2 separate regions of the Homo sapiens genome follow, and region 1 is linked to region 2. A link is a loop called in an ENCODE intact Hi-C map of the cell type or tissue named here. Cell type or tissue: heart left ventricle. All regions are shown on one strand. Links, peaks and the distances in the headings refer to the core of each region. The heading gives the core; the rest is flanking DNA. Region 1 overlaps TTC34 (tetratricopeptide repeat domain 34). Region 2 has its middle 21 kb from the start of PEX10.

What was found. A loop is a pair of places that touch in the nucleus more often than their neighbours do. Peaks named below come from ENCODE experiments on the same cell type or tissue, not always from the same donor. Only the 100,000 strongest peaks of a DNase experiment are listed, where the experiment ranks them.
Region 1: it touches region 2 in a loop (4-fold over the local background); 3 of 110 quality-filtered maps call a loop at or near these places.

What each region holds. Positions count from the first base shown.
Region 1 is chr1:2,646,466-2,661,589 of GRCh38, reverse strand. All of the region lies in intron 6 of TTC34 (tetratricopeptide repeat domain 34), which reads left to right. Among named protein-coding and RNA genes, the nearest start is that of MMEL1, 21 kb to the right of the region's middle. RefSeq lists enhancers at 2,603-3,114, 3,627-4,138, 4,260-5,151, 6,042-6,546 and a silencer at 5,186-5,480. In heart left ventricle, for the core only: no CTCF peak of the experiment used is centred there; DNase peaks (open chromatin) are centred at 7,129, 7,529, 8,199, 8,539 and 2 weaker places; H3K27me3 peaks cover 1,818 bases.
Region 2 is chr1:2,425,931-2,441,054 of GRCh38, reverse strand. It overlaps a transcript of PLCH2 not described here. Among named protein-coding and RNA genes, the nearest start is that of PEX10, 21 kb to the right of the region's middle. RefSeq lists a silencer at 10,707-10,884. In heart left ventricle, for the core only: no CTCF peak of the experiment used is centred there; no DNase peak of the experiment used is centred there; H3K27me3 peaks cover 4,065 bases.

The DNA of each region.
Region 1 (15,124 bases), core at 4,034-12,033, 220 kb before region 2:
GGGTGCTGTTACATGCTGTCAGATGCTCACCTGTGGGTGTGGGTGCTGTTCCAGGCTGTCAGATGCTCACCTGGGGTTGCGCGTGCTGTTCCAGGCTGTCAGAGGCTCACCTGGGCGTGTGGGTGCTGTTCCAGTCTGTCAGATGCTTACCTGAGGGTATGGTTGCTGTTCCAGGCTGTCAGATGCTCACCCGGTGATGTGGGGTGCTCTTCCAGGCTGTCAGATTCTCACCTGGGGTTGTGGGTGCTGTTCCAGGCTCTCAGATGCTCACCTGGGGTTGTCGGTGCTGCTCCAGGATGTCAGATGCTCCCCTGGGGGTGTGGGTGCTGCTACGGGCTGTCAGATTCTCACCTGTGCGTGTGGTTGCTGCTGCGGGCTGTCAGATGCTCACCTGGGGTTGTGGGTGCTGTTCCAGGCTGTCAGATGCTCGCATGGGGTTGTGGGTGCTGCTCTGTTCGGTCAGATGCTCGCCTGGGGGCGTGGGTGCTGCTCCATGGGTTCAGATGCTCGCCTGGAGGTATGGGTCCTGCTCCGGGAGGTCAGATGCTCACCTCGGGGTGTGGGTGCTGCTCCAGGTTGTCAGATGCTCACCTTGGGTTGTGGGTGCTGCTCCAGACTCTCCGATGCTCACCTGTGGTTGTGTGTGATGCTCCAGAACATCAGATTCTCACCTGGGGGTGTGGGTGCTGTTCCAGGCTGTCAGATGCTCACCTGTGGGTGTGGGGTGCTGCTCGACGATGTCAGAGGCTCACCTGGGGATGTGGGTGCTGTTCCAGGCTGTCAGATGCTCACCTGGGGGTGTGGGTGCTGCTCCAGTCTGTCAGATGCTCACCTGTGGGTGTGGGGTGCTGCTCCACGATGTCAGATGCTCACCTGGGGGTGTGGGCACTGCTCCAGGCTGTCAGATGCTCGCCTGGGTGTGTGGGCACTGCTCCTGACTCTCCGATGCTCACCTCTGGTTGTGGGTGCTGCTCCAGACCATCAGATGCTCACCTGGGTGTGTGGGTGCTGCTCCAGGTTGTCAGGTGCTCACCATGGGCTATGGGTGCTGCTCCCTGTTGTCAGATGCTCACCTCGGTGTGTGGGCACTGCTCCGGGCTGTCAGATGCTCGCCTGTGGCTGTGGGCGCTGCTCCAGACTCTACGATGCTCACCTGTGGTTGTGGGTGCTGCTCCAGACAATCAGATGCTCACTTGGGGTTGTGGGTGCTGCTCCAGGTCATCGGATGCTCGCCTGGGAGTGTGGTTGCTGCTCCAGGCTGTCGGATGCTCACCTGGGGGTGCAGGGTGCTGTTCCAGGCTGTCAGATGCTCACCTGGGGGTGTGGGTGCTGCTCCAGGCTGTCAGATGCTCACCTGTGGGTGTGGGGTGCTGCTCCACGATGTCAGATGCTCACCTGGGGGTGTGGGTGCTGTTCCAGGCCATCAGATGCCCACCTGGGGGTGTGGGTGCCGACCCAGGCTGTCAGATGCTCGCCTGTTGGTGTGGGTTCTGCTGCAGGCTGCCGGATGCTCTCCTGGGGGTGTGGGTGCTGTTCCAGGCTATCAGATGCTCGCCTGGGGGTGTGGGTGCTGTTCCAGGCTGTCAGATGCTCACCTGGGGGTGCGCGTGCTGTTCCAAGCTGTCAGAGGCACACCTGGGCCTGTGGGTGCTGTTCCAGTCTGTCAGGTGCTCACCTGGGGGAGTGGGTGCTGTTCCAGGCTGTCAGATGCTCACCCGGGGATATGGGGTGCTCTTCCAGGCTGTCAGATTCTCACCTGGGGGTGCGGGAGCTGTTCCAGGCTCTCAGATGCTCACCTGTTGTTGTCGGTGCAGCTCCAGGATTTCAGATGCTCCCCTGGGGGTGTGGGTGCTGCTCCATGCGGTCAGATGCTCCCCTGGGGGTGTGGGTGCTGCTCCGGGCTGTCAGATTCTCACCTGTGCGTGTGGGTGCTGCTGCGGGCTGTCAGATGCTCACCTGGGGTTGTGGGTGCTGTTAAAGGCTGTCAGATGCTCGCCTGGGATTGTGGGTGCTGCTCCGTTCGGTCAGATGCTCGCCTGGGGGCGTGTGTGCTGCTCCATGGGTTCAGATGCTCGCCTGGAGGTATGGGTCCTGCTCCGGGAGGACAGATGCTCACCTCGAGGTGTGGGTGCTGCTCCAGGTTGTCAGATGCTCACCTTGGGATGTTGGTGCTGCTCCAGACTCTCCGATGCTCACCTGTGGTTGTGTGTGATGCTCCAGACAATCAGATTCTCACCTGGGGGTGTGGGTGCTGTTCCAGGCTGTCAGATGCTCACCTGGGGGTGTGGGTGCTGCTCCAGGCTGTCAGATGCTCACCTGTGGGTGTGGGGTGCTGCTCCACGATGTCAGATGCTCACCTGTGGGTATGGGTGTTGTTCCAGGCTGTCTGATGCTCACCTGGGGGTGTGGGTGCTGTTCCAGGCCGTCAGATGCTCGCCTGGGGGTGTTGGTGCTGTTCCAGGCTGTCACATGCGCACCTGGTGGTGCAGGCTGTTGTTCCAGGCTGTCAGATGCTCACCTGGGCGTGTGGGTTCTGTTCCAGGCTGTCAGATGCTCACCTGTGGGTGTCGGTGTTGCCGCAAACCATCAGATGCTCACCTGGGGGTGTGGGTGCCGACCCAGGCTCTCAGATGCTCGCCTGTGGCCGTGGGTTCCGCTCCAGGCTGCCGGATGCTCTCCTGGGGGTGTGAGTGCTGTTCCAGGCTGTCAAATGCTCACCTGGGGGTGTGGATGCTGCTCCAGGCTGTCAGATGCTCGCCTGGGGGTGTGGCTGCGGTTCCAGGCTGTCTGATGCTCACCTGTGGGTGTGGGTGCTGCTCCAGACCATCAGATGCGCAACTGGGGGTGAGGATGCCATGTGATGCGGTCAGATGCTCACCTGGGGGTGTGGGTGCTGTTCCAGGCTGTCAGATGCTCACCTGGGGGTGCAGGGTGCTGTTCCAGGCTGTCAGATGCTCATCTGGGCGTATGGGTGCTGTTCCAGGTTGTCAGATGCTCGCCTGGGGGTGTGTGTGCTGTTCCAGGCTGTCAGATGCTCACCTGGGGGGGCAGCGTGCTGTTCCAGGCTGTCAGATGATCACCTGGGTGTGTGGGTGCTGCTCCAGGCTGTCAGTTGCTCACCTGGGTGTGTGGGTGCTGCTCCAGGCTGTCGGATGCTCGCCTGGGGGTTTGGGTGCTGCTCCGTGTGTTCAGATGCTCGCCTGGGGGCGTGGGTGCTGCTCCAGGTTGTCAGATGCTCACCTTGGGCTGTGGGTGCTGCTCCACGCTGTCAGATGCTCACCTGGGGGTGTGGGCACTGCTCCAGGCTGTCAGATGCTCGCCTGGGTGTGTGGGCACTGCTCCTGACTCTCCGATGCTCACCTGTGGTTGTGGGTGCTGCTCCAGATCATCAGATGCTCACCTGGGGGTGTGGGTGCTGCTCCAGGTTGTCAGATGCTCACCATGGGCTATGGGTGCTGCTCCCTGTTGTCAGATGCTCACCGGGAGGTGTGGTCACTGCTCCGGGCTGTCAGATGCTCGCGTGGGGCTGTGGGCGCTGCTCCAGACTCTACGATGCTCACCTGTGGTTGTGGGTGCTGCTCCAGACAATCAGATGCTCACTTGGGGTTGTGGGTGCTGCTCCAGGTTATCGGATGCTGGCCTGGGAGTGGTGGGTGCTGCTCCAGGCTGTCGGATGCTCACCTGGGGGTGCAGGGTGCTGTTCCAGGCTGTCAGATGCTCACCTGGGGGTGTGGGTGCTGCTCCAGGCTGTCAGATGCTCACCTGTGGGTGTGGGGTGCGGCTCCACGATGTCAGATGCTCACCTGGGGGTGTGGGTGCTGTTCCAGGCCGTCAGATGCTCACCTGAGGGTGTGGGTGCCGACCCAGGCTGTCAGATGCTCGCCTGTTGGTGTGGGTTCTGCTGCAGGCTGCCGGATGCTCTCCTGGGGGTGTGGGTGCTGCTCCATGCGGTCAGATGCTCCCCTGGGGGTGTGGGTGCTGCTCTGGGCTGTCAGATTCTCACTTGTGCTTGTGGGTGCTACTGCGGGCTGTCAGATGCTCACCTGGAGTTCTGGGTGCTGTTTCATGCTGTCAGATGCTCGCCTGGGGTTGTGGGTGCTGCTCCGTTCGGTCAGATGCTCGCCTGGGGGCGTGGGTGCTGCTCCATGAGTTCAGATGCTCGCCTGGGGGTACTGGTACTGCTCCGGGAGGTCAGATGCTCACCTCGGGGTGTGGGTGCTGCTCCAAGTTGTCAGATGCTCACCTTGGGCTATGGGTGCTGCTCCATGCTGTCAGATGCTCACCTGGGTGTTTGGGCACGGCTCCAGGCTGTCAGATGCTCGCCTGGGGTTGTGGGCGCTGCTCCAGACTCTCTGATGTTCACCTGTGGTTGTGGGTGCTGCTCCAGACCATCAGATGCTCAACTGGGGGTGTGGGTGCTGCTCCAGGCTGTCGGATGCTCACCTGGGTGTGCAGGGTGCTGTTCCAGGCTGTCAGAGACTCACCTGAGGGTGTGGGTGCAGCTCCAGGCTGTCAGATGCTCACCTGTGCGTGTGGGGTTATGCTCCACGAAGTCAGATGCTCAACTGTGGGTGTGGGTGCTGCTCCAGGTTGTCGGTTGCCCGCCTGGGGTTGTGGGTGCTGCTCCAGGCTGTCCAATGCTCACCTGGGGGTGTGGGTGCTGTTCCAGGCCGTCAGATGCTCGCCTGTGGGTGTCGGTGCTGTTCCAGGCTGTCACGGGCGCACCTGGGGGTGCAGGCTGCTGTTACAGGCTGTCAGAGGCTCACCTGGGCATGTGGGTGCTGTTCCAGTCTGTCACATGCTCACCTGGGGGTGTGGGTTCTGTTCCAGGCTGTCAGATGCTCACCTGTTGGTGTGGGTGCTGCTCCAGACCATCAGATGCGCACCTGCGTGTGTGGTTGCCGACCCAGGCTGTCAGATGCTCGCCTGGGGGTGTGGGTGCTCTTCCAGGCTGTCACATGCTCACCTGGGGGTGTGGGTGCTGCTCCAGGCTGTCGGATGCTCACCTGGGGGTGTGGGGTGCTACTCCAGGCTGTCCGATGCTCGCCTGGGGGTGTGGGTGCCGTTCCAGGCCGTCAGATGCTCGCCTTGGGGTGTGGGTGCTCTTCCAGGCTGTCACGTGCGCACCTGGGGGTGCAGGGTGCTGTTGCAGGCTGTCAGATGCTCACCTGGGGGTGTGGGTGCTGTTACATGCTGTCAGATGCTCACCTGTGGGTGTGGGTGCTGTTCCAGGCTGTCAGATGCTCACCTGGGGGTGTGAGTGCTGTTGCATGCTGTCAGATGCTCGCCTGGGGGTGTGGGTGCTCTTCCAGGCTTTCAGATGCTCACCTGGGTGTGTGTGTGCTGTTCCAGGCTGTCAGATGCTCACCTGGGTGTGCAGGGTGCTGTTCCAGGCTGTCAGAGGCTCACCTGGGCATGTGGGTGCTGTTCCAGTCTGTCAGATGCTCACCTGGGGCTGTGGGTTCTGTTCCAGGCTCTCAGATGCTCACCTCTGTGTGTGGGTGCTGCTCCAGACCATCAGATGCGCACCTGGGGGTGTGGGTGCTGCTCCAGGCTGTCGGATGCTCGCCGGGAGGTGTGGGTGCTGCTCCGTGCGTTCAGATGCTCGCCTGGGGGTGTGGGTGCTGCTCCTGGTTGTCAGATGCTCACCTTGGGCTGTGGGTGCTGCTCCACGCTGTCAGATGCTCACCTGGGGGTTTGGGCACTGCTCCAGGCTGTCAGATGCTCGCCTGGGGGTGTGGGCGCTGCTCCAGACTCTCCGATGTTCACCTGTGGTTGTGGGTGCTGCTCCAGACCATCAGATGCTCACCTGGGTGTGTGGGTGCCGTTCCAGGCTGTCAGATGCTCGCGTGGGGGTGTGGGTGCTGCTCCAGGCTTTTGGATGCTCACCTGGGGGTGCAGGGTGCTGTTCCAGGCTGTCAGATGCTCACCTGGGGGTGTGGTTGCTGCTCCAGGCTGTCAGATGCTCACTTGGGGGTGCAGCGTGCTGTTCCAGGCTGTCAGATGCTAACCTGGGGTTGTGAGAGCTGTTGCAGGCTGTCAGATGCTCACTGGGGGTGTGCGTGCTGCTCCAGCCTGTCAGATGCTCACCTGGGGGTGTGGGTGCTGTTCCAGGATATCAGATGCTCACCTGGGGGTGTGGGTGCTGCTCCAGGCTGTCGGATGCTCACCTGGGGGTGTCGGTGCTGTTCCAGGCTGTTGGATGCTCACCTGGGGGTGTGGTTGCTGCTCCAGGCTGTCAGGTGCTCACTTGGGGGTGCAGCGTGCTGTTCCGGGCTGTCAGATGCTCACCTGGGGTTGTGAGAGCTGTTGCAGGCTGTCAGATGCTCACTGGGGGTGTGCGTGCTGCTCCAGCCTGTCAGATGCTCACCTGGGGGTGTGGGTGCTGTTCCAGGATATCAGATGCTCACCTGGGGGTGTGGGTGCTGCTCCAGGCTGTCGGATGCTCACCTGGGGGTGTCGGTGCTGTTCCAGGCTGTTGGATGCTCACCTGGGGGTGTGGTTGCTGCTCCAGGCTGTCAGGTGCTCACTTGGGGGTGCAGCGTGCTGTTCCGGGCTGTCAGATGCTCACCTGGGGTTGTGAGAGCTGTTCCAGGCTGTCAGATGCTCACCTGGGGGTGTGGGTGCTGTTCCAGGCTGTCAGATGCTCACCTGTTGGTGTGGGTGCTGCTTCAGGCTGTCAGATGCTCACCTGGAGTGTGGGTGCTGCTCCAGGCTGTCTGATCCTCACTCGCGGGTGCAGGGTTCTGTTCCAGGCTGTCAGATGCTTGCCTGGGGGTGTGGTTGCTGTTCCAGGCTGTCAGATGCTCGCCCCGGGGTGTGGTTGCTGTTCCAGGCTGTCAGATGCTCACCTAGGGGTGTGGGTGCTGCTCCAGGCTGTCCGATGCTCACCTGGAGGTGAGGATGCCATTCCTTGCGGTCAGATACTCACCTGGGGGTGTGGGTGCTGCTCCAGGCTGTCGGATGCTCACCTGGGGGTGTGGGAGCTGTTTCAGGATGTCGGATGCTCACCTGGGGGTGTGGGTGCCGTTCCAGGCCGTCAGATGCTCGCCTGGGGGTGTGGATGCTGTTCCAGGCTGTCAGGTGCGCACCTGGGGGTGCAGGGTGCTTTTCCAGGCCGTCTGATTCTCATCTGGGCGTATGGGTGCTGTTCCAGGCTGTCAGATGCTCGCCTGGGTGTGTGGGTGCTGTTCCAGACTGTCAGATGCTCACCTGGGGGTGCAGGGTCCTGTTCCAGGCTGTCAGATGCTCATCTGAGCGTATGGGTGCTGTTCCAGACTGTCAGATGCTCACCTGGGGGTGCAGGGTGCTTTTCCAGGCTGTCAGATGCTCACCTGGTGGTGTGGGTGCTGCTCCAGGCTGTCAGATGCTCACCTGGGTGTGTGGGTGCTGCTCCAGGCTGTCGGATGCTCGCCTGGGGGTGTGGGTGCTGCTCCGTGCGTTCAGATGCTCGCCTGGGGGTGTGGGTGCTGCTCCAGGTTGTCAGATGCTCACCTTGGGCTGTGGGTGCTGCTCCACGCTGTCAGATGCTCACCTGGTGGTGTGGGCACTGCTCCAGGCTGTCAGATGCTCGCCTGGGGGTGTGGGCACTGCTCCAGACTCTCCGATGCTCACCTGTGGTTGTGGGTGCTGCTCCAGACCATCAGATGCTCACCTGGGGGTGTGGGTGCTGCTCCAGGCTGTCGGATGCTCACCTGTGGGTGTGGGTGCTGCTCCAGACCATCAGATGCTCACCTTGGGCTGTGGGTGCTGCTCCATGCTGTCAGATGCTCACCTGGGGGTGTGGGCACTGCTCCAGGCTGTCAGATGCTCGCCTGGGGGTGTGGGCGCTGCTCCAGACTCTCCGATGCTCACTTGTGGTTGTGGGTGCTGCTCCAGACCATCAGATGCTCACCTGGGGGTGTGGGTGCTGTTCCAGGCTGTCAGATGCTCGCCTGGGGGTGTGGATGCTGCTCCAGGCTGTCAGATGCTCACTTGTGGGTGTAGGGTGCTGCTCCACGATGTCAGATGCTCACCTGCGGGTGTGGGTGCTATTCCTGGCCGTCAGATACTCACCTGGGGGTGTGGGTGCTGTTCCAGGCCATCAGATGCTCGCCTGGGGGTGTGGGTGCTGTTCCAGGCTGTCACGTGCACACCTGGGGGTGCAGGCTGGTGTTCCAGGCTGTCAGATGCTCACCTGGGGGTGTGGGTGCTGTTACATGCTGTCAGATGCTCGCCTGGGGGTGTGGGTGCTGTTCCAGGCTGTCAGATGCTCACCTGGGGGTGTGTGTGCTGTTCCAGGCTGTCAGATGCTCACCTGGGGGTGCAGGGTGCTGTTCCAGGTTGTCAGAGGCTCACCTGGGCATGTGGGTGCTGTTCCAGTCTGTCAGATGTTCACCTGGGGGTGTGGGTTCTGTTCCAGGCTGTCAGATGCTCACCTGTGGGTGTGGGTGCTGCTCCAGACCATCAGATGCGCACCTGGGGGTGTGGGTGCTGCTCCAGGCTGTCGGATGCTCCCCTAGGGGTTTTGGTGCTGCTCCGTGCGTTCAGATACTCGCCTGGGGGTGTGGTTGCTGCTCCAGGTTGTCAGATGCTCACCTTGGGCTGTGGGTGCTGCTCCACGCTGTCACATGCTCACCTGGGGGTGTGGGCACTGCTCCAGGCTGTCAGATGCTCGCCTGGGGGTGTGGGCGCTGCTCCAGACTCTCCGATGCTCACCTTTGGTTGTGGGTGCTGCTCCAGACCATCAGATGCTCACCTGGGGGTGTGGGTGCCATTCCAGGCTGTCAGATGCTCGTCTGGGGGTGTGGTTGCTGCTCCAGGCTGTCGGATGCTCACCTGGGGGTGCAGGGTGCTGTTCCAGTCTGTCAGATGCTCACCTGGGGGTGTGGGTGCTCCTCCAGGCTGTCAGATGCTCACCTGTGGGTGTGGGCTGCTGCTCCACGATGTCAGGTTCTCACCTGGGGGTGTGGATGCTGCTCCAGGCTGTCGGATGCTCGCCTGGGCTTCTGGGTGCTGCTCCAGGCTGTCCAATGCTCACCTGGGGGTGTGGGTGCTGCTCCAGGCTTTCCAATGCTCGCCTGGAGGTGTGGGTGCTGTTGCAGGCCGTCAGATGCTCGCCTGGGGGTGTGGGTTCTGCTCCAGGCTGTCGGATGCTCACCTGGGGGTGTGGGTGCTGTTCCAGGCTGTCAGATGCTCACTGGGGGTGTGCGTGCTGCTCCAGGCTGTCAGATGCTCACCTGGGGGTGTGCGTGCTGTTCCAGGATATCAGATGCTCACCTGGGGGTGTGGGTGCTGCTCCAGGCTGTCGGATGCTCACCTGGGGGTGTGGGTGCTGTTCCAGGCTGTCGGATGCTCACCTGGGGGTGTGGGTGCTGTTCCAGGCCGTCAGATGCTCACTTGGGGGTGCAGGGTGCTGTTCCAGTCTGTCAGATGCTCACCTGGGGGTGTGGGTTGTGTTCCAGGCTGTCGGATGCTCACCTGGGGGTGCAGGGTGCTGTTCCAGTCTGTCAGATGCTCACCTGGGGGTGTGGGTGCTCCTCCAGGCTGTCAGATGCTCACCTGTGGGTGTGGGCTGCTGCTCCACGATGTCAGGTGCTCACCTGGGGTATGGATGCTGCTCCAGACCATCAGATGCTCACTTAGAGGTGGAAGGTGCTGCTTCAGGCTGTCAGATGCTCCCCTGAGTGCAGGGTGCCAACTTAGTTTCTCAGCTGCTCACCCAAAATCGTGAGTTGTTGTTTGAGTCCATCAGAGGCTCACCTAATTGGTGGTACCGTTCCAGGCTGTCCGATGATCACCTGGTGGTGGAGGGTGTTTTTCCGGCTGTCAGATGCTCATCTGAGGGTGGAGGGTGCTGTTCTAGGTTGTCAGATAATCACCTGAAGGTTGGAGAGGGGTGGTGCTGTAGGGTTTCAGATGCTCACCTGGGTGTGGGGGTGACTTCCCAGGCTGTCAGATGCCCTCCTGGTATGCAGGGTGATGTTCCAAGCTGTCAGATACTCACCAGGGGGTGTGGGGTGCTGTTCCAGGCTCTCAGACACTCAGCTGAAGATTGAAGTGCTGATCCAGGCTGTCAGATTCTCACCTAAGTGTGGTGGTGCCATTCTAGGCTGTCAGATGCTCACCTGGGTGTGTGGGGTGGCGTCCTTGGCTGTCAGATGCTTACCTGCGTGTGTGGGGTTGTGTTTCGGATTGTCACAAGTTCACCTGGGGCTGGAGAATGCTGCTCCAGTCTGTCCCATACTCATCTATGGGTTTGGGTGCCATTCAATGCTGTCAGATGCTCACCTGCCGGTGTGGAGTTCTATTCCAGGTTGTCAGATCCTCACCTGGGATTGGAGAATGCTGTTTCAGGCTGTCACACATTCACCTCGGGGTGTGAGTGCCGTTCCAGGCAGTCAGATGCTCACCTTGGCCTGTGAGGTGCAGTTTTAGGCTGTGAAGTGCTCACCTGGTGCTGGAGGGTACTGTCCCAGGCTGCAAAGTTGCTCACCTGGGGGTTTGGGGTGCCGTTCCAGGCTTTCTGATGCTTACCTGGGGGTGTGACATACCGTTCTAGGCTGTCAGATGCCCCCCCGAAGGCGTGGAGTGCTGTTTCAGGCTATCAGATGCTTATTGGGGGTTTGGGGTGCCATTTGGATGGTGTGATGCTCACCTGGGGGGTTGGGGTGTCATTTAGGGCTGTCAGATGCTCACCTGGGGGTGTGGGTGCTGTTGCAGCCTGTCAGCTGCTCACCTGTGGTGTGGGTCTGGTTTCAGGCTGTCAGAGGCTCACCTGGGGGTGTCAAGTGCTGTTTCCTGCTGTCAGATGCTCACCTTGCATGGGGGAGAGCTGATCCAGGGTTTCAGATGCTCACCTGGGGGTCAGGGTGACATTCTACGTTGTCAGAGTCTCATCTGTGGGTGTGAGGTGCTGTTCCCGACTGTCAGATGCTCACCTGGGGGTGTGGGGTGCTGTTGCAGGCTCTCAGACACTCACCTGAAGGTCGAAGTGCTGATCCAGGCTGTCAGATTCTCACCTCAGGGTAGTAGTGCCATTCTTGGCTATCAGATGATCCCCTGGGGGTGGAGGGTGCTGTTTTCGGCTATCACATGCTCACCTGGGGTAGTGGGGTCCTGTTCCAGATTGTCACAAGCTCACCTGGGGTTGGAGAATGCTGTTCCAGGCTGTCACACACTCACCTGTGGGTGTGAGGTGCTGTTCCAGGCTGTCAGATGCTCACCTGGGGATGTAGAGTGCCATTCCAGGCTGTCAGATGCTCACCTGAGGGTGTAGAGTGCCATTCCAGGCTGTCAGATGCTCACCTGAGGGTGTGGGGTGCCATTCCAGGCTGTCAGAAGCTCACCTGGGGATGTAGAGTGCCATTCCAGGCTGTCAGATGCTCACCTGAGGGTGTAGAGTGCCATTCCAGGCTGTCAGAAGCTCACCTGAGGGTGTAGAGTGCCATTCCAGGCTGTCAGAAGCTCACCTGAGGGTGTAGAGTACCATTCCAGGCTGTCAGATGTTCACCTGGGGATGCAGAGTGCCATTCCAGGCTGTCAGAGGCTCACCTGGGGATGCAGAGTGCCATTCCAGGCTGTCAGATGCTCACCTGGGGATGCAGAGTGCCATTCCAGGCTGTCAGAAGCTCACTTGGGGATGCAGAGTGCCATTCCAGGCTGTCAGATGCTCACCTGGGGATGCAGAGTGCCATTCCAGGCTGTCAGAAGCTCACTTGGGGATGCAGAGTGCCATTCCAGGCTGTCAGATGCTCACCTGAGGGTGTGAGGTGCCATTTAAAACTGTCAGATGATCAGCCAGGTGCGATGACTCGTGCTTGTAATCCCAGCACTTTGGGAGGCCGAGGTGGGTGGATCACCAGGAGTTCAAGACCAGCCTGGTCAACATGGTGAAACCCCGTCTCTACTAAAAATACAAAAATCAGCCTGTAGTCGCAGCTACTCAGGAGGCTGAGGCAGGAGAATCGATTAAACCTGGGGGCGGTGGTTGCAGTGAGCCAAGATCGCACCACTGGCCTGTAGCCTGGGCGACAGAGAGAGACTCCATCTCAAAATAAAACAAAACCATCAGATGCTCACCTGAACATGAAGGGTGCTGTTCCAGGCTGTCAAATGCTCACCTTGGGGTGGTGAGTGCTGCTGGAGGGTTTCAGATGCTCACCTGGGTATGGGCACTGCTGTTCCAGGCTGTCAGGTGCTCACCTGAAGGTTTGAGCGTTGATCCAGGCATTCAGATTCTCACCTAACTGGGGGGTGCCGTTCTAGGCTGTCAGATGCTTATGTGGGTTGTCATTCCTGGCTGTCAAATGATCACCTAAGGGTGGAGGGTGCTGTTTTAGGCTGTCAGATGCTCACCTGGGGTTGTGGGGTCCTGTTCCAGATTGTCACAAGCTCACCTGGGGTTGGAGAATGCTGTTCTAGGCTGTCACACACTCATCTGTGGGTGTGGATACCGTTCCAGGCTGTAAGACACTCACCTGGGGGTGTGGGGTGCTGTTTCAGGCTGGAAGATGCTCACCTGGGGGTGGAAGGTGCCGTTCCAGGCTGTAAGATTTTCACCTGTTGGTTGGGGGTGGTGCTATAGGGTTTCAGATGCTCAACTGGGTGTGGGGGTGCATTCCCAGGCTGTCAGATACTCACCTGGGGGTGTGGGGTGCTGTTCCAGGCTGTAAGATGCTCCCCTAGGTGTGTGGGGTGCCATCCTTGGCTGTCAGATGCTCAGCTGGGTGTGTAGGGTTCTGTTTTGGATTGTCGCAAGTTCACCTGGGGCTGGAGAATGCTGCTCCAGTCTGTCCCACACTCACCTGTGAGTGTGGGTGCCATTCCAGGCTGTCAGATGTTCACCTGTGCTCACCTGGGAGTGTGCGGTGCTGTTCCAGGCTGTCAGATGCTCACCTGTGGGTGTGGGGTTCTATTCCAGGCTGTAAGATGCTCCCCTGGGGTGTGGGGTGCTGTTCCAGGCTGTAAGATGCTCCCCTGGGGTGTGGGGTGCTGTTCCAGGCTGTCAGATGCTCACCTGGGGATGTGGGTGCCATTCCAGGCTCCTGACAGCTGTATAAACTGGATATAATGCATGAGCAAATGTTTCCAGGCACCAAACAACAGGCAGCAAAGAGCTGTGACCTGAGAGACAGGAGGCCGCAGAGAGGCTTTTCTGAACATCTTGGGCATTCAGTTGAGACCCCAGAAAGGCCACACCCTAAAATTAAGATTGTACTTTAGGACTAAGTTCAAAAACGAATCCTCCCCTAGCAAAGTACAAGATAAAGCCTGGCAGGGCCAAAATGATCCACCAGTAATCTACCTGCCCCCCAGAGTGAAATCAGCCCCCTTGCAGGACAGCACCACAGCCCTGTCTACCACATGCCAGACACAGAGCCCAGCGCAAAACCAAGAACTGCTAGGCACACAGAGAACCAGGGAAATGGGACCCGTAATAAGAGAAGAAGTACTTCATAGAAACAGACCCTGAGATGGCTTAGAGGTTTGGAATTTACACACAGGGGCTTTTAAAAGCAGTGACATAAACATGTAAAAGAAATGTTTGCTAGAATGAGTGAGCTTGATGGAGAATCCTAGCAGAGGAATATGAAAAAAAAAAAACAGTAATAATCAAGTGGAGATCCTAGATCTGAAACGCAGCATATCTGGAATTAAAAACTTACTAGGCAGGCACAACAGCAGATTGGAAACTGCCAAAGCAGGATTAGTGAACTCAAGTATAGACCAAAGAAAATTATCCAATCTAAGGAAATTATCCAATCTAAGGAAAAGCAGGGAAAACAAAAAACAAAAAACAAAACTCTGTTTCAAACGATGAGAGCTGAGCTGAGCATCATGGCTCACACCTGTAATTCCAGTACTTTGGGAGGGCGAAGTGGCAGCATCACTTGAGCCCAGGAGTTTGAGACCAGCCTGGGCGACAGAGTGAGACTCCCTCTCAAAATAAAAGAAAGAAAAAAAAATTTTCTAGAAGAGATGGAGTCTCACTCTGTCACCTAGGCTGGAGTGCAGTGCCACAATCTCAGCTCACCGCAACCTCCACCTCCTGGGATCAACCAATTCTCCTGCCTTAGCCTCCTGAGTAGCTGGGACTACAGGCACCCACCACTATGCCTGGCTAAGTTTTGTATTTTTATTGTATTTTTAGTAGAGACGGGGTTTCACCATGTTGGCCAGGATGGTCTCGATCTCCTGACCTCTGGATCTGCCCACCTCAGCCTCCCAACATGCTGGGATTACAGGCGTGAGCCACTGCACCTGGCCTCTAAAAAACTTTTAAAAATTAAAAAAATAAATGAAGAAACCTTCAGTGACCGGTGGGACAATTTCAGGCCATCTAGCATACATGTGATTGGACTCCCAGAGAATACGGAGAATGAATGGGACAAATATACACAGGTATTTGAAGAAATAACAGCAGAAAAATTCCCAAGAAGCTCAACAAATCCCAAGAGGAAAAATAGAAAGAGAACCACCCCTAAGAAGGCACATCTTGGTCAAGTTCCTGAAAAAAAAAGATAAAGAGAACATCTTAAAAGCAACCAGAGGGGTGAACAAATGACATACAACAACACGAATGACAGCAGATTTGTCCCAGAAACAATGGAACCCAGAAGACAATGGGACAGCACCTTTAAGGCACTAAAAGAAAAAAGTACCAAGCCAGAATTATCCATCTTGTTAAAATGTCCTTCAGAAACGAGGGTGACATTAAAGACCCGTTAGACAAATGGAAGCTGAGAGATTCGTCATCAGTGAATGACACCACAGCAGATCCTGAGGGAAGGTGGTGAAATTGAAGAGAACTGATGCCTGATAGAAATTCTCTGCTGGAAGAAATGAAAAGCATCTGCAAATACAAAATGATGTATTTATTTCTTCTTTTAATTTCTTTGAACAAAGCTATCTAAATTAAAAACAGGCCAGGTGTGGTAGCTCACACCTGTAATGCCAGTACTTTGGGAGGCCAAGGTGGGAGGATGGCTTGAGACCAGAAGTTCCATACCAGCCTGGGCAATATATCAAGACCCCATTTGTACAAAAAGATTTTAAAATGAGCTGGGTGTGGTGGCATGTGCCTGTGGTCCCAGCTACTCCGGAGGCAGAAGTGGGAGGATCACTTAAGCCCAGGAGCTCAAGG
Region 2 (15,124 bases), core at 3,016-11,015:
GTGCCCTCTGAACCATGCCCATCTGCACCCCCTTTCCCGGACAGCATGGTCGGGGCGGTTTCCTGGGGGCAGGACCACCCGGGCACAGCCAGATCTTGGCAGTTGTGGAGCTCAGTGGCCTCAGATGAGGCCCCAGGAGGAAAGACCCACAGCCTTCCGTTCCCGGGGGGACGTGGCCAAGCACCAGGGACCCAGGGACAGAGGCAGAGAGATGACACCAACAGCAATGAGACAGAAACCTGGCCTCCTGCACGAAGCCAAAACCGAAACGCAAATTGGAAACTGTGAAAGAAATCTCCATCCTGAGCCAGAGGCTCAAGAATCCCTGGTCGCAGCATGCAAGATCCCCGGGCAGGCCGGCCAAGGCCAGCGACAGACATGGAGAGAGGATCCCTGGTCGCAGCATGCAAGATCCCCTGGCGGGCCGGGCAAGGCCAGCGACAGACATGGAGAGAGGATCACTGGTCGCAGCAATGCAAGATCCCCGGGCGGGCCAGGCAAGGCCAGCGACAGACATGGAGAGAGGATCCCTGGTCGCAGCAATGCAAGATCCCCGGGCGGGCCGGGCAAGGCCAGCGACAGACATGGAGAGAGGATCCCTGGTCGCAGCAATGCAAGATCCCCGGGCGGGCCGGGCAAGGCCAGCGACAGACATGGAGAGAGGCCTCCTCTCACGGCAGACTGTGTGGAGGCACCCACCACCATGGCCGGGTGCTCCTGGGGGCAACCCCGGCAGCCAGGGCACACCGCCTGCCCCCCACCCGAGATCCTCCCCAGCTCCAGCCCTCCCAGCCAGTCTTCCTTCCCGGGCGCTCCCAGATGGGCCACTTCCTGGGCCATACCCACAGACCCCATCTGGCCTGCAGGCCTCACTCCAATACACCCACCCCTGCAGCTGGACCACAGGCTACATCGGACCCCTCAGCCTGGCACCCAGGGCCCTGTGGACTGGCTGCAGCTGCCTTCTCTACCCTGTTTGCCCTTCCCTCATAGACACTCCACCAAGCCTGACTCCCCCTTCTCCACAGGCCCCCTGCCCACCCCTGCCTGGTTTCCAAGGTCAGGAACGAGGCACCTCCTCTGGGAAGCCTCCCTGGTTGCCTTGTCCCCCGCAGTGTCCCGGACATGACCTTGCCCTGATTTTGAGTCTGCCCTTCACATTAAGATCATGAGGTCCCTGCAGGCAGGGAGCCGCGTGCCCGCTGCCCTCGAACACTCCAGCCAGGCCTGGCTGCGGTGTCTCTCAGGCAATGCCTTTCCTCAGTGGAGAAGAATCCAGCTGGACTCTGACGGGCTCTCCCCACGGACCCCGGGACTCTCCCCCGAGGGTGGCAGTGTCAGCCCCAGGTGAACAGATGGCTCAGGGCCAGAGACCTGGGCGGGAGGTCTCAGAGGCCCTTCTGCAGCCTGAGGTCACCATGGAGGACAGACAGCCCGGAGAGGCACAGCTGAGCACTGCAGAGAGAGCACGTGCACGCAACTCAATCAATGGGCTTAATCGGGTAAACGTGCAATCCTCAGCAGCTAAATTTAGAAAGTGTGTGTTTCATTTTCCACCAGCATCTGGTCTGAAGACGTCCCGTTCTCAATCAGAACTCAAGACAACGAACGGGTGGGATGGGATCAGCTGCCCCTGGCTTGGCTTCCCATGAACAGGGCCCAGAACCCGGGGGCAGCCCTGGGGTCGGGGACCAGGTCTGGCCAGCACTGGGGTGGGTGGGCAGGGCTGAGCCTCCTGCTCTGAGACCCCCCAGGCACCTTGCTGCATGGGCTGGTGCCAGCGAGAAGGGTGAGGACACCCTCGGGGGGGCCAAAGGTCTTTATAGGCACTGCCTGCCCTTAGGAATCATTGAGGCCTGACACACCCTTTTCTCTGAGGGGGAAACTGAGGCACAAAGAGAGAAAGGCACCTGCCCAGGGTCCCCAGAGACATGGTATCCTGCCTTGAAACAGTTTCTCATTGGCAAGGGAGATATTTCCGTCCAGGTCTAGCAAGACAGGGACCCTGGGAGCTGGGTCAGGGCTGGGAGGGCGTAGTCAAAGCCACTTCTACCTGGAGCCACCCATGTGGCCAGAGCTGGGCTCCATCGGCCCATCCAGATCCCTGGGCAGGGCAGCCCACGCCGGCGAAGTGGGGCAAAACACTCAATGCTGCCGTGAATTGCCCCGGTTCCCCCCTGCACACGCTGCGCCCCCTGAAGGACCCTAGATCTGCAGGGAAGGTGCCCATGGGACCAGAGGCCCTTCTGGCACACAGGGAGGGTGGCAGACTGGTGGGCAGGCAGCGGGACGGGGGGTGCTCCCAGCTGGAATGATCCGAGCAAATTTGGAGGAAAATAGACTTCCAGGCTGTGGGGAGCAGGTGTTGGGAGGCGGGGGCAAGAAGGGACCTTCACCTGCCCTAGCCGCAGTGGCCGGGGGTGCTCTCTCTTGGGCAATCGGCAAAGACGATGTGGAGAAGCACCAGCCCCCTCCCCTTCCTGTGGGCACCCACACCCAGAGCCCTCATGCTGCCCTCTCTGATGGAGGCCAGGGTCGAGTGTGCACACCTTTGCAGGAGGTGAGCTGGAGGGGACATGGCAGGGGCATGGGAGACAGTACAGGAGGGAGTGCCTCCTGGACAGACCCTCCCCTGGACCTCCTGCTGACCTGGGCTGACCCTGGGCCCCTCGGCCTCACAGTCATGCCCCAGGGGTGCCAAGGGGCAGAGACTGGTGGGACCCAGGGACACTGGGCCCTGCCCTTTCTTCTTACCCCACGCCAGCCGGGCCCAGTGCACACTTCCTTGTAAACCAACTGTCGCCTGCACAGGGCCGGGCGCCAGCACACACCGTCTGCCGAGCGCCGTTCATCTCCGCGCTTGCTCATTTCCACGGCTGCCAACAGGCACGCTCTGAGCATCCCCAGGGCTCTGAGCCAGGTGGCTGGGAGCGCAGTGTGACCCTGCCCTGGGGGAGGCCTCAGCCCAGGGACCTGCAAAGCCAGCACACAACCAAGTTGCCAAGAACTTTACTAATGCTGAGGCAGTAGGTGCCAGGCGGGCCTGGAGGGACCTTGGCGGATGCTCAGTTGGGGTGGGGTGGCAGAGGCAGGCAAGGGCCAGATCGTGGAAGGCCTTCGAGGCCAAAGAGGAGGCGGTGAGAGGCGAGTTCTGGAAGACCACTGAGATGGACGGCCACGTGCGTGGGTGCATGTACTGTGTGTGCACGTGTGTGGTTTGGGTGCATGTGAACATGTGTTGTATGTACACATGTGTTTCCCTATGTGTGTGGGGGTGGGTATACATATGTGTGTGCACGTATGTGTGTGGTATGCACACGTGTATGTGCATGTCTGCACAAATGTGTGTGCCTTCGTGTGTGCGTGTGCATGTGTGTATTGCCTGTCCCTAGAGAGAGAGGCAGGGAGCAGGCGATCTGGCTATGGCCCCTGCTTAGCCAGGTATGACTTGAGGGTGGTTCTGAAGGGGTGGAGGCTGCAGGGGTGGAGCAAAGAGTGGGACATGGGACAGGAGAGAAACCCCCAGGCTGAGTCGGATGGTGGGCGGGAGGGTGTTCCCAGGATCTGGGCCCCCTAGTTGCGGTGGGTGCTATTTGCCCAGCAGGGAGGCCTGGAGTCAGGGTCTGAGGTTGAGTCCTCAGGGATGATGAATTTGAGATTTGGGCAGAGCTGTCCAGCTGGCCAGAGGAGGTCTAAGTCAGTCTTGGACAGGAGTAGGAGCTGGGCACTGCATGGAGCAACCCTAGAGAATGTGGGGGCCTCTGGAACAGGAGTCCGTGCTCAGAGAAGAGGGGCTCGCAGCCCACCAAGGCACCGAAATTGGCAGAGTGACCCCGGGCCATAACCCAAGCCTGCTCCCTCCCAGCCAAGCCCTCCATGACCCGGGGACCTGCTGTGGCCTTGCTGCTCCCTCACCTGCCCACTGGGCCCCAGGGCAACACTGAGCACCTGACCCATGGGGGCTGCCCTGCCCCACAGAAGGCGAGAGGCCTGGCGGCCCTGTCTGGGCTGGGGACTGTGGGAGGGTCTTGGGAGCAAAGCCCCGGGGAGGGGCCCCAGCAGCACCTCAGGTCCCCATGCTCACCCCCACCCAAGGTGCACCCTGGCCCCAGAGCTCCCCAGGAGGCCTCAGCTGGGTGGTCTCTTGGGACACTCTAACCAGATGGGCCATGCTGCCCACACCCTCCCCTGCCTGCAGGTCCCCACCTACCCTGGCCCAGGAAGACCAACCCTGCCCTCTTCACCAGACTCCAGGAGCCACAGTGCCCACGACAAGGCTGCATATGCCCACTCAGTGCCAGTTTCCAGGACACTAGGAGAAGGGACTAGCCTGACCCTCAGGCCATGCCTGCCAGCACAGCCTGCATAGCCACCCACCCCTGCCTCTCCAGGCCTCCCAGGAGACAGAGCCACAGGTGACGGCTAAGCCCTGGGGAGTCACCACTGACCTTGGAGGGAGGAAGGGAGGAGGGAGGAGGGAGGAAGGAGGAAAGGTGGAGGGAGGAAGGGAGGAGGGAGGAAGGAGGAAAGGAGGAGGGAGGAAGGAGGAAAGGAGGAGGAGGGAGGAGGGGAGGAGGGAGGAAGGAGGAAAGGTGGAGGGAGGAAGGGAGGAAGGGAGGAGGGAGAAAGGAGGAAAGGTGGAGGGAGGAAGGAGGAAAGGTGGAGGGAGGAAGGGAGGAGGGAGGAAGGGAGGAGGGAGGAAGGGAGGAAAGGTGGAGGGAGGAAGGGAGGAGGGAGGAAGGGAGGAGGGAAGAAGGAGGAAAGGAGGAGGGAGGAAGGAGGAAAGGAGGAGGAGGGAGGAGGGGAGGAGGGAGGAAGGAGGAAAGGAGGAGGCAGGAAGGAAGGAGGGAGGAGGAAACAGAGGAAGGAAGGAGGGAGCAGGGAGGAAGGGAGGAGGGAGCAGGGAGGAAGGGATGAGGGAGCAGGGAGGAAGGGAGGAGGGGAGGAGGAAGGAAGAGAGGAGGGGAAGAGGGAGGAGAGAGGAAGGGAGGAGGGGAGGAAGGAGAGAGGAAGGGAGGAGGGGAGGAGGGAGGAGAGAGGAGGGAAGCGGGAGGAAGGGAGGAGGGGAGAAGGGAGGAGGGAAGAAGGGAGGAGGGAGGAGGAGAGGAGGGAGGAAGGGAGGAGGGGCCCTCACTCTTTTCCTGGCCAGAGGGAGAGAGATGATGAGAGCCCAAGTCTCAGCAGCAAATTCAGCCCCACACTGGACAGACCAGGTGTTCCCAGCTGAGCCCCCCAGGTGTGGGGGCTCACTCCAGACTGAGCTGAGCCTCCCATCGCAGGGGCTCTGGACCCCAGCTGCCCACAGTTCATCATCTTCTCCACCCTGGCTGTACTCCACAGCCATCAAAGGACCCTGGAAACCCAGTCTCCCCTCCTGGAGATCACAACAGGCCAGGCGTGCTGTGGGCTCTGAGAGCCGTGTCACGCTGCACTCGGGCCCTGCCAGCCAGCAACTATTCCCACCTCTGTCCTCCCCAGGGACCCCATTGAGGTCCCTGGCCCCTTCCCCAGTCCCTGCAAAGAGAGGCCCCTGCGCCTGCTATCCCCGCCTCACTAACACATGCCTCCAGCCTCCAGCCTCCAGCCTCCAGCCTCCAGCCATTTGGAACCTAAAACAGCTTTGCTGGTGCCCTCTGACTACCCAGGGTGGTGTGAGAGCGCTGGTCAGCCCAGAGCCCGGGGACCCCTGGGCGTGAGCCTCACTTCCCTATCCTCTCTGAGGAAACACCCCGAGCCCAGGTGCCCTCCCTGCAAGAGGCAGCAACCGGGCCCCACCCCCCACAGCCCCTGCCCGGCCTCTGGCCTGCTCACTGTCCGCAGGTGACAGGGGTTCCTGGAGGAAAGGTCCTCACCCCCGGGACCATCTTCCACATGCTCTCCTTCGTCCTGGTGAGCTCCACTCCTCCTCCCAGCAGAGCTCCTGGACTGCCCACTTCTCTGCAGCCCAGGCAGGACCATCCAGGTCAGTGCACCTGCCTCCTGCTGCTGACAAAGCCAAGTCCCTGCGCCCCGGTGTTCTGCCCGGCCTGCTGCATGCTGAGGCTCGCAGGCCACGGACTTCTCAGAACAAATCCCCCCTGAGAAGCCAGCTCTGGGCCACGGGGACACACTTCTAGGGGCCTGCCTTCCCGTGCGGGCTCAGCTCTCCTGGGCAGCCTGGGTACAGCATGGGCGCCCGAGGACATACGCAACCCACAGCTGATTCTGCCCGGGGGTGGTTTCCACGGGGAGCCTCGATTTCCAGGTGAAGCACATCATCAGTGCACGTGGCACCAGGGAGAGGAGCTTGCATGGCCCCAGAGTGGGGACACAACCGGCGAGGCTCTCCCCACTTTTAGTGCGGCTGGCAGCCCGGGCAGCCTGGGGCTCCTCTGCTGGCTGTGGGGGGAAGGGGGTTGCTGGAAGCCAGGCCCTTGCCACACTTGGCCCTTCCGGGACTGGAGGGTCCCACGGCCCAGTGTCCAGGGTTCTGCATCTCAAAGGAGAGTCAGGGCCCCCGAGGCCAGTGACAGAGCTTGTGCCGCCCGCACCTGGCGGCAGCTGCTTTGTCTACAAAGGCAGTGTTTAATTTTGCTTTCCACAACCAGACTGCATTCTGGATACAGCTGAGGAGACAGATAAGGAACCTGTGCGTGGGGGAAATACGCCCCTGCCAGAGGCCCTGTGGGTGCCCGGGAGAGAAGGGGCCCCACGGCACAAGGAGCTGGGGCCACCTTCCCAGGTTGTAAACGGCTGTGAAGGTGAGTCCGTGTGTCCTGCCTCCTTCTAGAAAAGCCTCTGACCTGGCTTCAGGCAGGGACTGACCTGGGGAAGGCGCGGTGCCCCCTGCCCAGGCGCGGCCCCCGCCGGCCCCTGGCACACCCAGCCACCTCCCTTGGTTGCTCAGTAAGAAGCTGAAGGTGGGAGCCTCAAAGAGCTCGGTGCACATACATCAAACGCCACCCAGGGAGACCCGCAGCCTCCAAGGAAACAACGGGAGACCCGCCACGAAGCCGGACGCGCGATGCCTGTGAAGGAACCTCCTGCGATGTTGATGGCAGCAGCTCGTCGAGTTTCCTGGGTGCCCGGGGAGACTGCACTGCTGCCCTTCGGAGCATGAGGCAGACACTCAAAGCCGGGCTCCAGGGGAAAATTCAAACGTTTGAAGGGACCAAACGGCCAACATCACCCGGGACCCCCAGTGTGGGCACATCCGTGGAGGGAGTCGATGGCTCTGAGGGGGTTTGGGGAGCCGGCAGGGGCTCTGCCTAACCCAGGCACCCAAAGCCACGAAGGAGCGGGGAGAGGTGGATGGCAATGGCTGGTCTGATTTTCTCCCTTGTCTTTTTCTGTATTTTCCAAAGCATCTCCTCTGAGTGAGTCTTGCTTTCATGATCAGGGAAAAAAGAAACATACAAGAGCCGCCAACATAAGAGCCGGTGTAGAGTCCGAAGGAAAACGCAGATCTGAGTGCACTTTGAAGTCAGAAAGCCCCCGGGGAGGCTCCTGCTGTGCGGACACACCGTTCCCACCTGTGCCAGCCTCAAGGCACCGAGACTGAGCCGCTCCAGCTCCAGCTCAGTGAGAATGGCGGGGACACATACTCCAGCAGCCCTGAACCCCAAGAGCCACAGCCTCCCGCTGGAGTACTCCAGGGGACAGGAGCACACCGGCCCGGATGGGCCTCAGCAGCCCCCGGCCAAGTAGGGCCATGCTGCCAGCCTCATCCACATGGAGATGCCAGGGAGGCCAGGCCACCAGCAGCCCCAGGTGCACATGCAGTCAGCCCCACAAAACCTGCCTGCCTCTGCTCCCAGCACCACCACCCACACCACAGCACACTGGTCCTCCCCGGACACCTGAGCACGTACACAGCGGGGGCCGGGAGCCAATCTGGAAGGGGAAGAGTGGAAGGAGGACCCCCATTTACCTTTGCTGGCTCAGTATTAGGGGGCAGCCTGAAGAAGGCTCCCACCTCTGAGTTCAGTGGGGCCCCACATCCAAGCTGTTCGATCCTCCCAGAGGGAAACACGGCCCCAACCTCAGGGATGGGAGGGGGCAAAGGGTGGGCACTTGAAGCTCAGCCATGGGCACTGGTGGGTAACAGGCAGGCAGGGTGCCCAGGTTCTTCCACCCAGCCCGTGTGTGCACCGGGAAGAGAAGGGAGCACTGCCACAGACCCCTCCCCACCTGACGGACGGGAAAGACCTCCAGGCGCCTCCCAGGGGCAGCTCCTGTGACAGCCCCTCCGGACGGGGGAGTTGGGGACCCTCCCTGCTGTGGGAGGGCGGCGGTGTCCGTCCAGGCAAGCCTGCACGGCGGGCTCTGACCCTCCACCTCTGGCATCCGGCCCCAGGCACTGAGAGGCTCAGGGATCAGGAGTGAAGGCTCCCAGAGCCTGGAGAGTGCACTGTCTGGGCAGCTCAGACCCTCATCATGCCCAGCAGGGGCCCCCGGGCCCAGGGCGCTGAGTGTGGGGGCCGGGTGCACACCCCAGCCTGTGCCATGGGCCCGGCCACGTGCCCAGCAGTCATTTGCATTCTCCCCCACCCGTTAGCCCCAGGAGCTGGATCAAGCTGCTCTAAATGAAAGCCCGTTACCACGGATACACAAGAACTGGGGTAAGGCAAATTGCACAGGGGACGGGGTGTGCTGTCAGCCATGAGGGGCCAGCAGGGCAGGGGGCTGGCCCCAGTGCTGTCCCACGGCCCCCAACCTGGGCCCCCTGCTGTCCACCTGCCCCAGTCCCAGCCGGAGTGCTCAGTTATTCACCCCCAAGCTGCACTCCCAAGCGGACCTGACCCCCATCCCCATCACTGCCCACCGCTTCAGGGCTGAGGGTGTGAGCCAGGAAGATGAGAGAGTCGGCAGCCAGGTGCCAGCCCCAGCATTGTGGGGTCCTCACCGCCTCATCTGCAGAGTGGGGCCTGGCCTCACTGTGGGCAGCCATGGCCGTGAGTCCCAGAGGAGGCAGCACGAAGCTGACGCCTGGTAAATGCACGAGGCTCCATACAAGCCCCCCAGTCTGGGACCCCGAAACCCAACAGGCAGAGCCGAGCCTGTCCTGGAGCAGGCCAGAGGCCCACACCACCCGGGGCACCTTGCCAACCACCACCCTAATGTGCACAGGTAACTGAGCTGGCATCAGTGGGGGCAGGCACCGACTCAAAGGAAAGGGACACGATTCCGGCTCAACCAAGAAGGAGCCTCCCAGAAAGGCCCCCAGGATGAGGGTAGGCCCAGCACCCAGCACAAGACTGCCCTCCCTCAGCATCCACCACCCAGGCATGGGGCGGGGACAGTAACAAGGGGTAGGAACGGAGAGGCAGGGACTGTGATGAGGGGCAGGGCCAGCAGCAGAAGGGTACACAGCAGGAGTCCTCTATCCTGGGAACCGTTGCCCCTGGACCTGATACTGTTTCTGCATATAGGACCGCTGGCTCCTCCCGCCCCCAGGCCCTGCCAGAGTTGGAAGCTCTCCAGGACTCTGGAAGCTCTGGAGAAGGGGGCGCAGCTTGCTCCCCTCCCCCATCTGGTCTCCCCTTTCCCCGGTGTCCATTCCAGACAGCGCTGAAAGCCAGGGCCCCAAGCCCGGCAGGGGCTGTGTGCAGCTCCCCAGGCGCAGCTCCACCCTCAGATGGCGAAGACCTGTCTGGGCATATCTGGAGAATGTGGCATTGACAAGCCGGAGCCACCTCTGTGAGGCACAGGCATGCACAGAGCATGAGCACACACACACACACACGCACTTGGGCACACACCATGTAGGCACAGGTGCAGACCCTCACGAGTGCAGGCAGACACACGCACACACGCACACACGCTCACCACTGCCATGGTTCTTGCCTGGGAGCGGCCGCCCAGAGAGCAGCAGGGGCCCCCAGGGGGAGCAGAAGCGGCAGATAGCGGTGTGCACACACACACACACGCACACGCACACGCAGGGCAGCCAGCCACAGGCCTGCCACTCCAGGGCATCCCAGCAGAAGCTCAGGAGCTCAGGGGACCAGCTCCACACCCCAAAGTCTCCACACTAGACCCCAGAGCTGTCCGCCACATCGGGAGGCCTTCGCCCTTCTGACAGTGACAACACGACCAAGAAGGAAGCATCGTGAGCTGCAGGGGCACCTCTCCCAGACCCCCCCAGTGCAGCAGGTGGGCAGAGAGCCATCCCCCAAGAATGAACCCACCCCCTCTCTGCCCACACGAAGGGACACACACTGAGAGCTCTTGAATTGCACGCCAGGCTCCTCTGCACGTGGCGGCCCCACCTGCCCTGGGGTGCTAGCAGAGCCCCAGTTCTCCCCAGGTGACATCACGGGACATCAGGGTCACTGAACTGAACCCTGAACCGTATTGTCCCTGGGCTCCAGGAAACAGAGACGCACTCAGCAGGAGAAGAACAATGTTCTCTGGCTTGGTGTGGGTAGCCAGGGCCTCACTCACCCACGGGCAGAATGTTGGCGCTCAAGAAAAGCCACCTGCTCTCCGGATCCGGCCCTGGGTCCTCAGGCGGAAGAGCTGGGCCAGGAAGGGGGCCGGCTGTCGGGGGAGCCATCATGGAGGGACTGAGGACTGTCGGTGGGGGCAGCAACTGAAAGCTGGGACTGGCTGGGATCACCAGCTGGGGCCGGCCGTCCACAGGAGGCAGGAGGAGGCTGCTCTGAGGTCTCTCTGCTCCCGGGGCCCCCGGTGTCCCTTGTCGGGGTGTAGCCTGGGCCAGCAGCGCATCACACACCTAGAGAGAGCAAGAAGGCCAGAGGGAGTTGGTGGGTGAGGTCTGTCCAGGCAGGTGCATAACTCGGGGGAGGGAGCACAGTGTGTGCCCAGTGACCCCTGCTGGCAGGCGCTGCATTGCAGCCCAGCTTCACTGCCCCTCATAGGTAAATAGGCCAGCGCAGTGGGGCTGGGTAGCTGTGTCTGAAGAGTCAGGTGGGAAGAACCAAAGGGCAGGGGAGGAGAGCCACAGGACCCTGCCCTGAAACCCCAAGTCTCTGGGGCAGTCACAGAGGAAGCCAGAAGACCAGGGACCCGAGGCCACAGCTTCCTCCATGCTCCAGCTGTTTCTCTGTGTTGACACTTTCCCCACAGCTTGATGAAATTTAAAGGCAAAACAGGAGTCGCTTTACAGAAACCAGCCAGTCTCCCAGGAGCACATTTGCAAAGCAAGAGGTGCCTGGGGTGTCTCTGAGGCCGGCCCCCCCAGCCCCTCCTGCTGTGCTGGGTACAGGAGGTACTTGCCAGCCCTCACAGCACAAGGGGCCCCCACGGCCCCGAGGAGGAGCCACAGGCATGGCGGGCAGCCCTTTCTCCTTTCTCCAGCCCTGTGGTCTCACCAGTGTCACTCCTGAGGCCAGGGTCTCAAGCCCTTTTGGTCACCACGCACGCAGCCCATGCAGTGAATCAAGGCCCCTTTGGTCTCCCTGGTAATGTCTGCCAAGGGCAGCCCCGCTTGGCTGAGCTCCAAACCCCTAATTCTCACTGCTCCCAAGAAGGGGCCCCAGGCTCCAAACAGCCTCCTCGTCCTGGCCCAGGGGTTCCGTCCCACCAGCCTCTGCTCAGCCTCCCTGCCCAGAACCCGCCTTTCCACCACATCACCCGCCAACTCCTCACTCTCAGGCCAGCTCCTTTCAGAGCCTTTCTGGCCACCTTTTCCTTGGTGCCTGCCCCTCAGGGAGGTGAGTGCCCTCCCTGGGGAGGGGATTAACAGGGGCCAGGTGGAGGCCTTGGCCATTAGGCCTGGATTCTTCCCAGCCTGCCCAGCACAGATGGACATCAGGAGTCCTGGGCCCTCAAACACACAGAGCCATGCTCTGCCAGGTGGGAAGAACAGCCAGGGCTGGGAGGGGCAGGCTCCTGTCGGCATGTCTCTCTCCCCAGGGCCCTAGAAGGAGCCCTGGCAGGTAGGACCCCCACCCTTGACCTCGCCTCCCTCCTCGCACCCAATCCCCAGGAAGGAGGGCCCCTTGGCCACCTGTCCCCTCACCCTGCACACCCCAGGCCCTGGCCCTCCAGCCTCACCCACCCCCTCCAATCGGCACAGACCTAGACTTGGCTGGCCCGGCACCTCTGGCAGCCCTGGCCCCAGAAGATGGCAGGGAGAGGGCATTGGGCCACCACCCACCCCGGGGCCCCCAGGACTCCCAGCTCGCTCTCGACCAGAGGCCTCCCTCCTCACCCAAGCCTGGTGGTGCCCAGCCCTCTCTCCGGAGCCTCTCACCGCACTGCCCTGGCTCCAGGCTCACCCCCAGGCATGGGGTCTCCCAGCCCGGGTTCCCCGAGGCGGCTGGAATGAGCACTCAGCCCCTCAGCCTCAGGGCCCTGGAGGCTTGAGCTGATCCAGCCACCGTCCCAGCCGGAGACCGGCAGGTTCCTGAGCAGTTCCTGCGGCAGTGGGAGTGCAGGAGCCGTGCCCCGACACGTCTGCCGGCGCAAGGGCCGGGCGTGGGCTCCGCTGGGGCTGGCACAGTCCAACCTAATTAGGCAACAACGCCACGTCGGCTGCCGCAAGCCTAGGCGAGGCCACGGAGGACCATGAGGTCAGCCGTTGGCGTGGGCCCCACAGCACGGCACCGGGCGAGCCAGACGCAGGACCCCATGCAGGACAGATGCAGTCCACGCTTGCCCACCCAGTCCTGCCCTGAGAGCCACCGTGGTCCCAGAGTGGCGCCCTTACTTCCAGCCACACTGGTCTCTGCGGCTCCTGGAGAGCTGGAGAGGGCCTACAGGTCAGAGGAGCACTGGCTGGTCTTGTCATGGGGCCATCCCCAGCGAGGCCTGCTGCTCCCCGCCCTGGCCATGGAGTGCTGGCCGATCCCCAGGAGCCCAGACCCTGGCCTAAGAAGGGGACATTGCCGGTGCCAGGCCTTCAGCCTCTGCTCAGACCCTGGACCTGCTGCCTTGGGCAACTCTCACTGACAACGTCACTCGGGGCCAGGCTGGACCGGGCCATGCTGGGGACAGGGTGGAGAGGTCCCCTGGACCCTGTCCCCATTGAATCAGGAAGCACAGCCCAGGCCCAGGCCCAGCTCCGGGCCGAGTGCCCAGGGTGCAACGACCACACACAGACCAGCAGATCTTCCTCTAGGCAGGGACCTCTGCCCTCGAAGCCCCCGGAGGATGAAGTGTCACCCACTCAGCAGGTCCTACAGCCCTAAGTTCCCAGCCTGCCCGCCCACTGCTCTCACCCACAGGGAGAGCCCAGGTACCTGCTCAGGGCCAGCGAGTCCAAGCCGGCTCCCACCCCTGGAGGGCTCCCACCCCCGGAGGGCTCCCACTTCTGGAGGGCTCCCACTTCTGGAGGGCTCGCCGGCTGCTTCTGTTTCAATACCTGCGGTGGCCCCTCACGCTGTGTCCCTTGGATCGCGAGCTCCCAGCAGAGGTACCGGAGGCCCCCACAAGCCCCGGCCTGCTCCTCTGACATCCTCCCATCCTCCCTCCCACCTTCTGCGGCAGTGCCCAGGAAGTGGGGTGCCACACCCTTGGCTGGTATCCCCTGGCTCAGGAAGCCCCCTGAGGGCAGGTAGAAGTGGGAGCCTCAGCCTCTCCAGGAAAGATGTCACAGAGGGGCTCCCTCTCCCTCCTGGCCTGAGGCCCCACTGGCCACCCAGCCCACAAGAGAGTCCACTCTCAGGAGGGAGAGATTGAGGCCCAGAGAGGGCAGGACCCTATCCCGGAGAAACCACCAGCAGGGGCGGCTGAGCTGGGGCGGGTTCGGCTGCCCCCAGCACCTGACTCGTCCCAGACCTGCGGCCCCGGGCCCCCACGAGAGACCCAGAGGGTGAGGGGACAGCCTGCCTGCCCCAGCTGCCCTCCTGGCCCCAGGGCGCCCCACTGCAGCCCACTGCCCAGCTCCTCAACGCCCCCAGGAGCTCCACCCGGTGGGCCCCTAGCCGCCGGCACCCGCTGTCACACAGAGGCCACCTCCTGCTACTTCCCTGCTACCCTGACTTCCGTCTCCAGGCTGAACGTGGGTCCCAGGTATGGAGACCCCCGGCCAAGACGTCCTGGGCATAGGAGGCAGACCAGGCCCCATGCCAGTGAGCCTATGGCTGGGCCTCTGCCACTCTGCCAGGGGCCACTGGCTGCCCACAGTCCTCCCCACTCTCCCAGCCCAAGGCCCCTCTGTGAGGCCCTGCTCCCACCCCTGGACTTAGCGGATGCAGGGAACACAGACCTAAGGCCCCGGAGAAGCCACAGGCCCCAGCAAGCTCAGCCGCTGCCCCCAAGCTGGTGGGGTTGCTGGAGCCCGCCTGGCTACGCCCACCTGCTGGCCTGGCCGCACAGGGAGACAAAGAACCCAGCAGCCCCGACCCCACAACCGTGTCAGGAAGTGCGAGGCTGAGGCCAGGCCCCTCCATGCTCACAGCGGGCAGGAATGCCAGCCTGCACATCTGCGCTCAGGGGCCAGCTTCATGGAGGGAGTGGAGCCCGCCCAGCTCGCCGGCACTCTGGAGACAGAGGGAGGGGTGTTTGACAAGGGAAGGGAAGACCGCGAGGGGCCAGCCCTAGGTCAGCGTGGGAGCACTGGGCCGAGCTCGTGTGTGTAGGCCGGGGACTCCGCCACTCTGACCCGGAGGGAAAGGCCCCCAGGACCCCATGGGGACTCAGGAGGCTGCTCACGGCAGCCCCGAACCAGGGACTTTGGGAGGCCATGGGGTGGGGGACACCCCGGAGCCCCACTCAGTGTTAGAAGCAAGAAGGGGAAGCTTAGTGCCAGGTGGAGAAAGTAAAGATCAGAACGGGGTGCTTGGCCAAACACGGGGCCATAGACACTGCTCCCCAGAGTGTGGCCCACATAACCCTGGGGTCCTCAGAATCTTCCAGGAGCCTGCAAGGTCTAAGCTGTTTTTATGTAAAGGAGGTGTCCCTTCCCCGCGCTGACATCTGCACAGATGGTGAAAGGCTCTGATGGGTGACACCCTGGGCCTCGGCTCAGATACAGTGTCCTTCACCAGTGCGTGCTCAGAATTAAAGCAGAGAAGAGGCCATTTCCCTAAGAAGGTCTTTGTTGAAACAGCACAAATGATGAACTGTACCAAAGCTCAGTTCCGTGCAGGGAGCCAGGGAGAACAGAAAGCTGCCGCAGCAAAGGGCGTTTTCCTGGGAGGAGGCTCTCGAGCGACGGGGACTCCAGCTGAATTAG